2 separate regions of the Homo sapiens genome follow, and region 2 is linked to region 1. Evidence: chromatin contacts called from ENCODE Hi-C or POLR2A ChIA-PET data. All regions are on one chromosome and are shown on one strand. The core of a region is the stretch at or near the end of the contact, and the rest is flanking DNA. Distances in the headings are between cores, read along the strand shown. Region 1 has its middle 4.2 kb from the start of LINC02771. Region 2 has its middle 22 kb from the start of BATF3.

The links. Hi-C counts contacts between places; a loop is a spot of excess contacts on that map. ChIA-PET counts read pairs that join two places held with the same protein, here RNA polymerase II (POLR2A). Pooled maps may share reads with other maps.
Region 2: a loop to region 1 is called in a pooled map, with 2.2 times the contacts of the local background. The contact joins two enhancer-like sites. A Hi-C loop is called at or near these places in 4 of 168 maps with a recorded cell type or tissue (K562, MCF 10A, PC-3 and 1 more) and 6 of 50 pooled maps. POLR2A ChIA-PET finds 5 or more read pairs at or near these places in 7 of 52 experiments (IMR-90, MCF 10A, RWPE1 and 3 more).

Annotation. Positions count from the first base shown.
Region 1 is chr1:212,474,384-212,479,685 of GRCh38, reverse strand. No RefSeq gene overlaps it. Among named protein-coding and RNA genes, the nearest start is that of LINC02771, 4.2 kb to the right of the region's middle. Within about 2 kb of position 2,370, at least 3 of the 41 ENCODE cell types and tissues checked have a DNase peak (open chromatin) inside an H3K27ac peak, as active enhancers do.
Region 2 is chr1:212,718,966-212,724,267 of GRCh38, reverse strand. No RefSeq gene overlaps it. Among named protein-coding and RNA genes, the nearest start is that of BATF3, 22 kb to the right of the region's middle. Within about 2 kb of position 2,583, at least 5 of the 41 ENCODE cell types and tissues checked have a DNase peak (open chromatin) inside an H3K27ac peak, as active enhancers do.

The DNA.
Region 1 (5,302 bases), core at 1,121-3,620:
GCATCTGTGTGCTTCCAGTGGAGGAAAGTCTATGAAACAATGGACTTAGTTTCCTGAAGCGTTGGAGTGTTTCCTTTTTTCTTTCTTTTTTTTCCTGAGACAGGGGTTCACTCTGTCACCCAGGCTAGAGCTCAGTGATGCGATCTCAGCTCACTGCAGCCTCGACCTCCTGGGCTCAAGCGATCCTCCCACCTCAGCTTCCGGAGTAGCTGGGATTACAGGCGTGAGCCACTACGCCTGGATGGAGTGTTTTCTAAGGGTCAGAATAACTCCATACATAGCCAACATTTATGACAAACAACTATATCAGTTCACACAATCACTTCAAGTGAAACAGATTGCTTCATACTCTGTTTCCACAGAGGTCCTCCTTCTCCCTGATGGATGGCCGCCTGTCCTGGGCAGGCACATTATAAAACTGCAGCTGCCTTGCTTTCCCCTTCCTGCTCCCCAGCCCATTCCTTCTGTGAGGAATGACCACACTCAAACCATTCATCCTGGTTCTGTTGGGTGGATACTGGTGACTTCTGCGGGAACCAGTGCTGGAGATGACGGGGCAACTGACACACCTCTCTGTCTTCACTCCCCTCACCCCAACAAAGCAGCAAAAGGACTTCTTGGATACTCAGATGAACTCCTGAGTGCCTTCCAGAATGAGCTCATTCTAGAGAGGAAACCGGTGAATCCCGCAGAGGACATCTGTTGATTTTTGTCTGCTTACATTTGAGTCCTTCCTATGTGGAGGAGTCCTCCAGGGGGTGGTCTCGACAGGAAGCAGACAGTCTTCTAGGGCCCATGTTTGACCCAGGCTCAGCCCGTGGGATGCTCAGGCTGGGGGCTTTGACTCTTGAGGGAGAGACAGGTAATTAGAGACGGTGCACACCTGTAGTCCCAGCTACTCAGAACACTAAGGTGGAAGGATTGCTTGAGTCTGGGAGGTCAAGCCATGGCAGTGGGGTCGAGAGTCCAGCAGTCCATGGTAACTGGTAGCAGAATTCACACAGGCATCCTGACCCCGAGGCTGAGCGGCTGTGACTAGGTTCTTAGCTACCTGGCCTTCAGGGTGTTCCCTGCCCATTTTCCCGAACCTGGTTTGCCAGACACGAATCAATCCTGTAAACCATCCAATATTCTTTCTCATAAGCTCGTTCTTAGCTTGAGTTAGCCAGAGTGAGTTCCTGCCGTTTGCAGCAAGAGCACTCACAGATACAATCTATAGGTTGTCACACTTCACCCCTCTCACTCACTGCCCCACTCCGTGGTGATGTTAAATAAAATTTATAGGAGCCCATTGTTTTGGACTGAGGTCCTACACTAGGCCCCAACAGACCAAGCCAAAATGGAGTCACTCGTGCTAAGTGCTGCATAATCAAACTGAAACTTTATGAAGCAGGAAAATCCCCTAACAGATCATGTTTTCCTAAAAATAGGAGATTTATGGCAACCAATTGGAAAGGGCCCAGTAAACCTGAGCTGGCACGATAAGATAGTCCTCTTTCCTTTAACCCTTATAAGGAAAGCAACCTGACGTTAACTCATCTGCTTTTTTGTGGTATTCTGTTTCCTTGTTCCTGCTCAAGCTACCTTACAATGGATCTGTCGTGCCGAGTGGAACTCCCTCTATTTTGGAAGATATGCTGTCTGATTCCTGGATCACTAATAAAAGCCAAGTAGGGCTAGGCACAGTGGTGCATGCCCGCAGTCCCAGCTACTCAGGAGGCTGAGGCAAGAGGATCACTTAAGCCCAGGAGTTCAAGACTGTAGTGAGCTATGATTGCCCCATTGCACTGCAGCCTGGACAACAGAGTGAGACTTTGTCTCAATTAAAAAAAAAAAAAAGGTTGGGTGTGGTGGCTCATGCCTGTAATTCCAGCACTTTGAGAAGCCAAGGCTGGCAGATCACTTGAGCACAAGACCAGCCTGGGCAACATGGTGTAACCCCTTCTTTTACAAAAGAAATAGCTCAGCTTTATGGTGCGCATCTGTAGTCCCAGCTACTCTGGAGGCTAAGGTGGGAGGATCGCTTGAGCCTGGGAGGTCAAGGCTGCGGTGAGCCGAGATCGCACCACTGCAACTCCAGCCTGGATGACAGGGCAAGACCCTGTCTCAAAAAAAAAAAAAAAAAAAAGGAAAGCCAATTACTTGTTTCACTATGTTGAAATTTTATTTTTTAACAGTGCCCTTGGTTGGCCAGCTCTGCGCATAAAAGTGAAGATGGCGTGGCAGATGCCAAGAGACCCACAAAGGGGCTGTGCAGATTCCGGGAGTGAGATGTGGCGGTGTCTGGAAGGACAGAGCAAGAAGAGCAGGTCTGGGGTTTCCCAGGCCAGATGCTTGTCTACCCTCTACTGCTCTCTAGTGGCCAGAGTCCAGAAGCCGGGCAAGCCTTTCAGCTTTCCTCCTCAGAATAATGTCAGAGCAAGTGGGAGCACAGAGGAGAAGCTCCCGGCTCTACAGGTCAGAGGACACAGTGCTTCCACTGAGCGTCATAAGTCTTTATAATGGGGCCAGACCAGCTGGCAGGGCTGTGACAGGCAAGGTGCAGGGAATGACATGGGCAAAACCATGGAGACTTGAGATTATATTGCACCGTCAGAGAATGCAAATTATTTGGTAGGACCAGAAGCTAGGGTGTGAAGAGGGTGGTGAAGAATGGGCCTGAGACCAGTGGAACAGAACAGAAGCCTCAGAAATAACACCACACATCTACAACCGTCTGATCTTTAACAAACCTGAAAAATAAAAAAGAAATGGGGAAAGGATTCCCTATTTAATAAATGGTGCTGGGAAAACTGGCTAATCATATGTACAAAGCTGAAACTGGATCCTTTCCTTACACCTTACACAAAAATTAATTCAAGATGGATTAAAGACTTAAATGTAAGGCCTAAAACCATAAAAACCCTAGAAGAAAACCTAGGCAATACCATTCAGGATATAGGCATGGGCAAGGATTTCATGACTAAAACACCAAAAGCAATGGCAACAAAAGCCAAAATAGACAAATGGGATCTAATTAAACTAAAGAGCTTCTGCACAGCAAAAGAAACTACCATCTGAGTGAACAGGCAACCTACAGAATGGGAGAAAATTTTTGCAATCTACCCATCTGACAATGGGCTAATATCCAGAATCTACAAAGAACTTAAACAAATTTATGAGAAAAAAAAAACCCCATCAAAAAGTGGGCAAAGGATATGGAACAGATACGTCTCAAAAGAAGACATTTATGTGGCCAACACGCAGGAAAAAATGCTCATCATCACTGGTCATTAGAGAAATGCAAATCAAAACCACAATGAGATACCATCTCACGCCAGTTAGTATGGCGATCATTAAAAAGTCAGGAAACAACAGATGAGATGCTGGAGAGGATGTGGAGAAATAGGAATGCTTTTACACTGTTGGTGTAAATCAGTTCAACCATTGTGGAAGACAGTGTGGCAATTCCTCAAGGATCTAGAACTTGAAAGACCATTTGACCCAGCAATCTCATTACTGGGTATATACCCAAAGGATTATAAATCATGCTACTATAAAGACACATGCACACGTATGTTTATTGTGGCACTATTCACAATAGCAAAGACTTGGAGCCAACCCAAATGTCCATCAATGATAGACTGGTTAAAGAAAATGTGGCACATATACACCATGGAATACTATGCAGCCATGAAAAAGAATGAGTTCATGTCCTTTGCAGGGACATGGATGAAGCTGGAAACCATCATTCTCAGCAAACTATCACAAGGACAGAAAACCAAACACCGCATGTTCTCACTCATAGGTGGGAACTCAACAATGAGAACACTTGGACACAGGGCGGGGGAACATCACACACCAGGGCCTGTCAGGGGGTTGGGGGCTGGGGGAGGGATAGCATTAGGAGATATACCGAATGTAAATGACAAGTTGATGGGTGCAGCAAACCAATATGGTACATGTATACCTATGTAGCAAACCTGCACGTTGTGCACATGTACCTTAGAACTTAAAGTATAATAAAAAATAAATAAATAAAAAAGAAGAAGAGTGGGTTTGAGAGATGGCCTGAGGCTTTGCCTAGAAGGGAGTTTGGAATGCATCATAGACCATTGAAAGCCTTCCAAGGGTTTAAGCAGGGGCATAATATAGGGATTCCTCCTAGAAAGAAACATTCTCAAATTTGCACTTTAGAAAGATCATTTTAGCAAGAGTGTGGAGTATGGAATAGAGAGTCTAGTAGCTGAGGCCCTGCCCTCAGCTAAGCAATGTCAGTGGGGACAGAGAAAAGAGAACCCATTCATCCTTTATTCATTCATCTAAGACATATGCCAGGCTTGCTGGAATTGCAAAGCTGCGCCCAGAAACCCACATTCTCCCCTTTCTGCACAATGTGGAAGAAAGCCACGGACCTGCCCACATACTTGGAGCCCCAAAATCTTGACCGTCGCTGGCAAGAGTTGGAGCCTGATTTGTGTGGGCAGTTCAGCTGCTTTATTTTTTTAGCATTGATAACTGGCATACTGATTAGGTAACAACTCTTAAGAATTGAATAGTACTACATCGCCATTTTATAGGAATAAGGAAATTGAGGCATAGCAAGGCAGGTTCCACCCAAGGCCAGCTGGCTCCTGAGTCTATCCTCTTAACCATTCGCTATTCCTTCCTCTTTGTGCTGATCACACAGCAATGCTCAGGATGCTCAGAACAGCTTTGGGGAGTGTTTTGCCTCTAATGTCCTCATCTTGTTCTCTAGCCTCATTCAACCTGTTTCCTGTTCCCTGGAAGTCATTTTATGGCTAAATAAATCCCAACGAAATGTTAACTCTGAAGACAGGCACCTCCTGCCTTCTCCCCTGGACCCCCTTTCTGCTTGGAGTCCTGGTGTTTGCCATAGTGTCTGTATTTTCAGAAGGTTAATGGGTGCAGGATCCCACATTAGGACTTACAGGGAGGGCTCAGCCTCTGACCTCAGAAAATTCAGGTCCCAGGGGGAGTCAAGACAGATGAACTATTCAGTCTGTTCGTTATTCTAGCTATCAGCATCTTCAGCTAACCTGGTGTTTTTTAATGTAGTTTGAGAGTCTCTAAATTGATTTCATGACCCACTAACTAGCATCTCAAATCACATTTTATTTAAATGAAATTGAATGAAATACAAAACATGAAGTGTATTGCATATAGTACAATTAATAATTGTTTCAAGAAAATTTCTGTTTTAGTTGTGTGTATCTGAGTGTATATGTGTGTGTGTGTGTGTGTACACACTTGATTACAATATAAAATACATTTCTTACTGTGAGTCCAGTCAAAAAGTTAA
Region 2 (5,302 bases), core at 1,334-3,833, 240 kb before region 1:
GAGGGAGAGGAAGAGGGAGACCGTGGAGAGAGAGGGAGAGGGAGACCGTGGAGAGGGAGAGGGAGAGGGGGAGGGGGCTAGGTTTTTTTAAAAGGTTTATTGCTACCATGACTCTGCTTGTTTTATTTTATTTTATTTGTTGATTGTTTGTTTGTTTGTTTGTACAGGCGAGGTCTCACTGTGTTGTACAGGCTGATCTCGAACTCCTGGGCTCAAATGATCCTCTTGCCTTGGCCTGCCAAAATGCCTAGGATTACAGGTGTGAGCCACCACACCTGGCCTCTGCTTGATTTTAAATGTCTAAACATGTAATCTATCAAATTATCTTGAAACTGCTTTGGAAGATCGTATATTACTCTCCTGTCTTCAGAAGTGATGAGATTTTTAAGTTACCAGTTGCTCGTATTAAAAAAAAAGAAATCCCCAAACTAGTGGCTTAAAACAACCAAGTGGTTATTTGCTCACAATTCTATAATCTGAGCTGGGCTTAGCTGGATGGTCTGCTGGTCTTGCTGGTGTTCACTCATGTGTCTGTATTCAGTTGGGTTGGCTGGAGACTGGGTTCTTTGGGACACTGGAATGTCTGAGCTTCTCTCCCTTTCCCTGTAGTCTCAGAGCCACTCCCTTTCCAAGTGGACTCTCCACACAGTTTCTCCAGCAGAGTAGCAGGTCTTTGCTCATGGTAGCTAAGGGATCTCAAAACCACAAAAGCAGAAACTGCCAGCTCTTCGTGGCCTTACACCTGGAATTGGCACAACACCACTTCTACTATATCCTGTTAATTAAAGCAGATCACAGCCCAGCTCAAAATCAAGAGGGATAGGAGACTACACAAGGGTATAAATACTTAGAGAAATAGTTCAGTGTGGGCCACCAAATTGGTGGTCCACCACAATAATCTTAAAAATTTCAGCCAGGCACAGTGTCTCATGCCTGTAATCCTAGCACTTTGGGAGGCTGAGGTGGGTGGATAACTTGAGCTCAGGTGTTTGAGACCAGCCTGGGCAACATGGTGAGACCCAATTTCTACTAAAAAAAAAAAAAAAAAAAAAAAAAAGGCTGGGTGTGGTGGTGTACGCCTGTGGTCCCAGCCACTTGGGAGGCTGAGGTGGGAGGATCACTTGAGCTGGCAGGCGGGGTGGGGGAGTGGTGGGGAGTGGAGGTTGCAGTGAGCTGAGATCACTGCAGCCTGGGTGACTTTTATATATAGATTTGTTTTATGAAACTTGCCTGAAATCACTTACTTTAAAAATGACATAAAGTTCTACCTCTTGGGAGCTTGGTAAAAATAAAATTTCTCAAAGAAAAATTCAATGGGCACTACATCTCCAGTACCTAACAGTACTTGGCTCATAAAAGGCTCTCAATAAGCATTTGTTGAATGAATACTACTGAAGAATCTGGCTAATGCTGCACATATAAGCAGCACCACTGGAAATATAGAACAGGTTCTGAAGGCAAAGTCTGAGCAATTACTTGCAAAGTCACACCTGTGGCAACAGCCTTTGTTTGCTGCTGATATGTTGGGGCCATTTGCACATCAAGCTGGACACCATCCTACTTCTCAGAAGTCATCATCTATAATTACATCCTTCCTGAGAGTCTAAAAACACACATTAAACTAATAAATAAATTGAAGCATTTATGTTCTGTGAAAACAAAAAGGAAGTTATTTGAGGAGAGCGGTTAGTGTAGAAGGAAGCCAGGAAGTTTCATTGTTCTTGTTAGTCAGGGAAGACTTCCTGGAAGAGGTAATTTCAGGAGCCCTGAGAATGATGAGAGAAGATAGAGGTTGATTGGGGGTGTTCTGAGCAAGTGGTATGAGCTTAAATAAAACGTCAGAGACACAAGAGCAAGATGAATAACGGGAGTAGTGAATAACTTTCCAAAGAATAAAGGGCCAGTTTTGGAAGGTGTTTGACAGACTAGTTCAGGCACTTTCTGCAAAAGTAAAGGCCTTGAGTGCCTCTGCAAAGGTTGAATGTTGATGAGTCTGAGCTCTCAAAAGATGATCATTTTGGCCCCATCACTCCACTGCTTGGGCTCCCTCCTGCTCTGGCCTCCCAGTTACTTCTAGAGAGATTCCATGTGAGGCACAGAGTGAGCACGGCTGTATTTCATAGGTTCACTGGCACTGGGGTGCAGCAATACACAGTCTCAATGCCATCACACTTAAAAGTGGCTTCCTTAGAAAGAAACGAGGAAATGAGAAGGAGTCCACTTGAGTGAACCCCTCTACCTAGACCTCCCTTCCAAGTTGAGTGAAAGCCGCCCCTAAGAAGCCTGTGCTCCTTGAGGAACACCATCCGCAGGACACACTCCCTGCCAGGGAACACGTTGCCTGGGGTCTCTGGGGTCTGTCTTATGGTCTTTGTGACCATCCCTTTGTGACCAGGTGCATATACGGAGAAGTGGCTGGGAAATGGGCAGGAAGCCTGCATTATTTTCCCTGCTGCATCCACCACTACTGAGTAAGCAGCAAATTCCTGGAACTGCTTTTACTGTTTTCTGTGACTCTTATTAGGAACCACACTCATGAGTCATACAACCAGTAAGGCTTACCAAATATTTACCATGAGCAGAATCCTAAGCCAGGTCCCGAGAGGGCGCACATAAAGTCAAAACTGAAAGGAAGTCCCCAAAGTTATCTGATCCAGCTTCCTGCTTTCAGGTAGGTGAATGTCAATAAAGTGAGCTAGTTGTTAGAAGAAATATGCCTTGCGCTCAACCTCTCAGAAGGCTCAGGGGATGCCCCAAAGTGGCAAAACAATTGGAGAATGAGACTCACCTGCCAAGAGGAAAGACACTGAATTGATTCACCCCTGAGGAGAGCAGGTTAAGGTGTGGTAGTTTAGTTCTGCAGGAAAATCATAGGCAGAGCTCGAGGCCAACACTTCTCTGCCTCTGTTGGGGAAAGAACAAGAGGAAATGGGTTTGAAGAACAACATGTAGGACCAAAAATAAACGCAAAGAACTGCCGATCATCCGTGTTGTTAAGTCCTGGAACGCTGAAAGCAGTGCAGAGTCCTTCGTTAAAAGAAAAACAAAAACCAAACCTCAGGTATAATCTTGCCTAGACGCAAACCAAAAAAAGATCTAGGACAATCTCTCTAAGATCTATGTTATCAGCAGTTGCCTCTGGGTAAAGGGATTATTGGTGGTAACAATAACTGAATTATTTTCACTATGTATTAATTAAATATATAATTTATTATTAATGATCAATAATTATTGCTGTTTTCTGAATTTTTAAATTTTCTGTGGTGTCCCTTTTTATAATGAGAATCTTCATTTTTAGGAATCTCTTCTAGTCTTCTGTGACTTAAAAATTTATGATTCAATTTTTAATAAAGTCTGGAATCGCCTGGTATATAAAATTGTATCCATGCAAAATATAAAAATTCATGGCTACTTTTATATATAGATATGTTGTATGAAACTTGCCTGAAATCACTTACTTTAAAAAATGACATAACATTCTAGCTCTTGGGAACTTTGTAAATAATAATAATAATAATAAAATAATAATGATATAAAGGTGTATTTAGACTTAGTCTTTGTAAATCCCTTTATATTATGCAGACCACTGAAACTATCAGCTAACAATAATTACTCCAAAATCTGCCATCGGCTAACTAGCTTGAAGATACAAAAGTTCAAAATTCGGTGGAGTGTTGCCCACTTTGACTCACAATAAAAGTCAGACTTTTTTTTTTGAGACGGAGTTTTGCTCTCGTTGCCCAGGCTGGAGTACAATAGTGTGATCTCGGCTCACCGCAACCTCTGCCTCCCGGGTTCAAGTGATTCTCCTGCCTCAGCCTCCCAAGTAGCTGGGATTACAGGCATGCGCCACCACGCCCGGCTAATTTTGTATTTTTAGTAGAAACGGGGTTTGTCCATGTTGGTCGGGCTGGTCTCAAACTCCCGACCTCAGGTGATCCGCCTGCCTCGGCCTCCCCAAAGTGCTGGGATTACAGGCATGAGCCACTGCACCTGGCCAAAAGTCAGACTTTTAAAATAGATTTTTTGAAATGCTCAACACCACTAATCATCAGAGAGATGCAAATCAAAACCATAATGAGATACCATCTCATACCAGTAAGGATGGCTGTTATTAAAGTAAAAAAAAAAAAACCAGATGTTAGTGAGGTTTCATGGAAAAGGGAATGCTTATACACTGTTGCTGGGAATGCAAATTAGTACAGTTCCCGTGGAAAGCAGTTTGGAGATTTCTCAAAAAACTAAAAGTAGAATTACCATTCAACTCAGCAATCCATTACTGGGAATATACCCAAAGGAAAATAAATCATTCTATCAGAAAGATACCTGTATTCATATGTTTATCACAGCACTATTCACAACAGCAAAGACATGGAATCAACCTAAGTGCCCATTAATGGTGGATTGGATAAAGAAAATGTGGTACATATACACCACGGATTACTATACAGCCATGAAAAAGAATGAAATCACATCCTTTACAGCAACATGGATGCAACTGGAGGCCTTTATCCTAAGCAATTTAATGCAGAAACCGAAAATCAAATGAACTATCATGTTCTTACTTATAAGTGGGAGATGAACATTGGGTACACTTGGACACAAATATGGGAACAATAAACCCTGGGGATTCCAAAAGGAGTAGGGGAGGGAGGGGAAATGGGTTGAAAAACTACCTATCATGTACTATGTTCACTACTTGGGGGATGGGATTCTTAGAAACCCAAACCTCAGCATCATATAATTTACTCATGTACCAAACCTGCAAACATATCCCTTGGATCTAAAATAAATAAATACACAAGTAAAATACATTTTGTCGGTTGTTTTGCTACTGGTAGTTCATCTCCCACATCTAACTGACATGTATGTGGAAATCACTTCATAGCATGAGTTTATCAGCATTCTGAATAATTTATTCCTCCAATCTATCATATTAGTAATATTTCTGCTGAACAAGTTGGCAGTTTATCCAATACACCACTTTTGGTGGATATAGTCATTTGAGATGGAATTTTAACAATGTTCACTACGTGAGTTAGAATATTAATAAAAGAGGCCAGGCACAGTGGCTCACGCCTGTAATCCCAGCACTTTGGGAGGCTGAGGCAGGCAGATCACCTGAGGTTATCAGAAGTTCGACACCAGCCTGGTCAACATGGCGAAACCCCGTCTCTACTAAAAATACAAAAACTAGCAGGGCGTGGTGGTACACACCTGTAATCCCAGCTACTCAGGAGGCTGAGGCAGGAGAATCACTTGAACCTGGAAGGCGGAGGTTGCAGTGAGCTGAGATCGCACC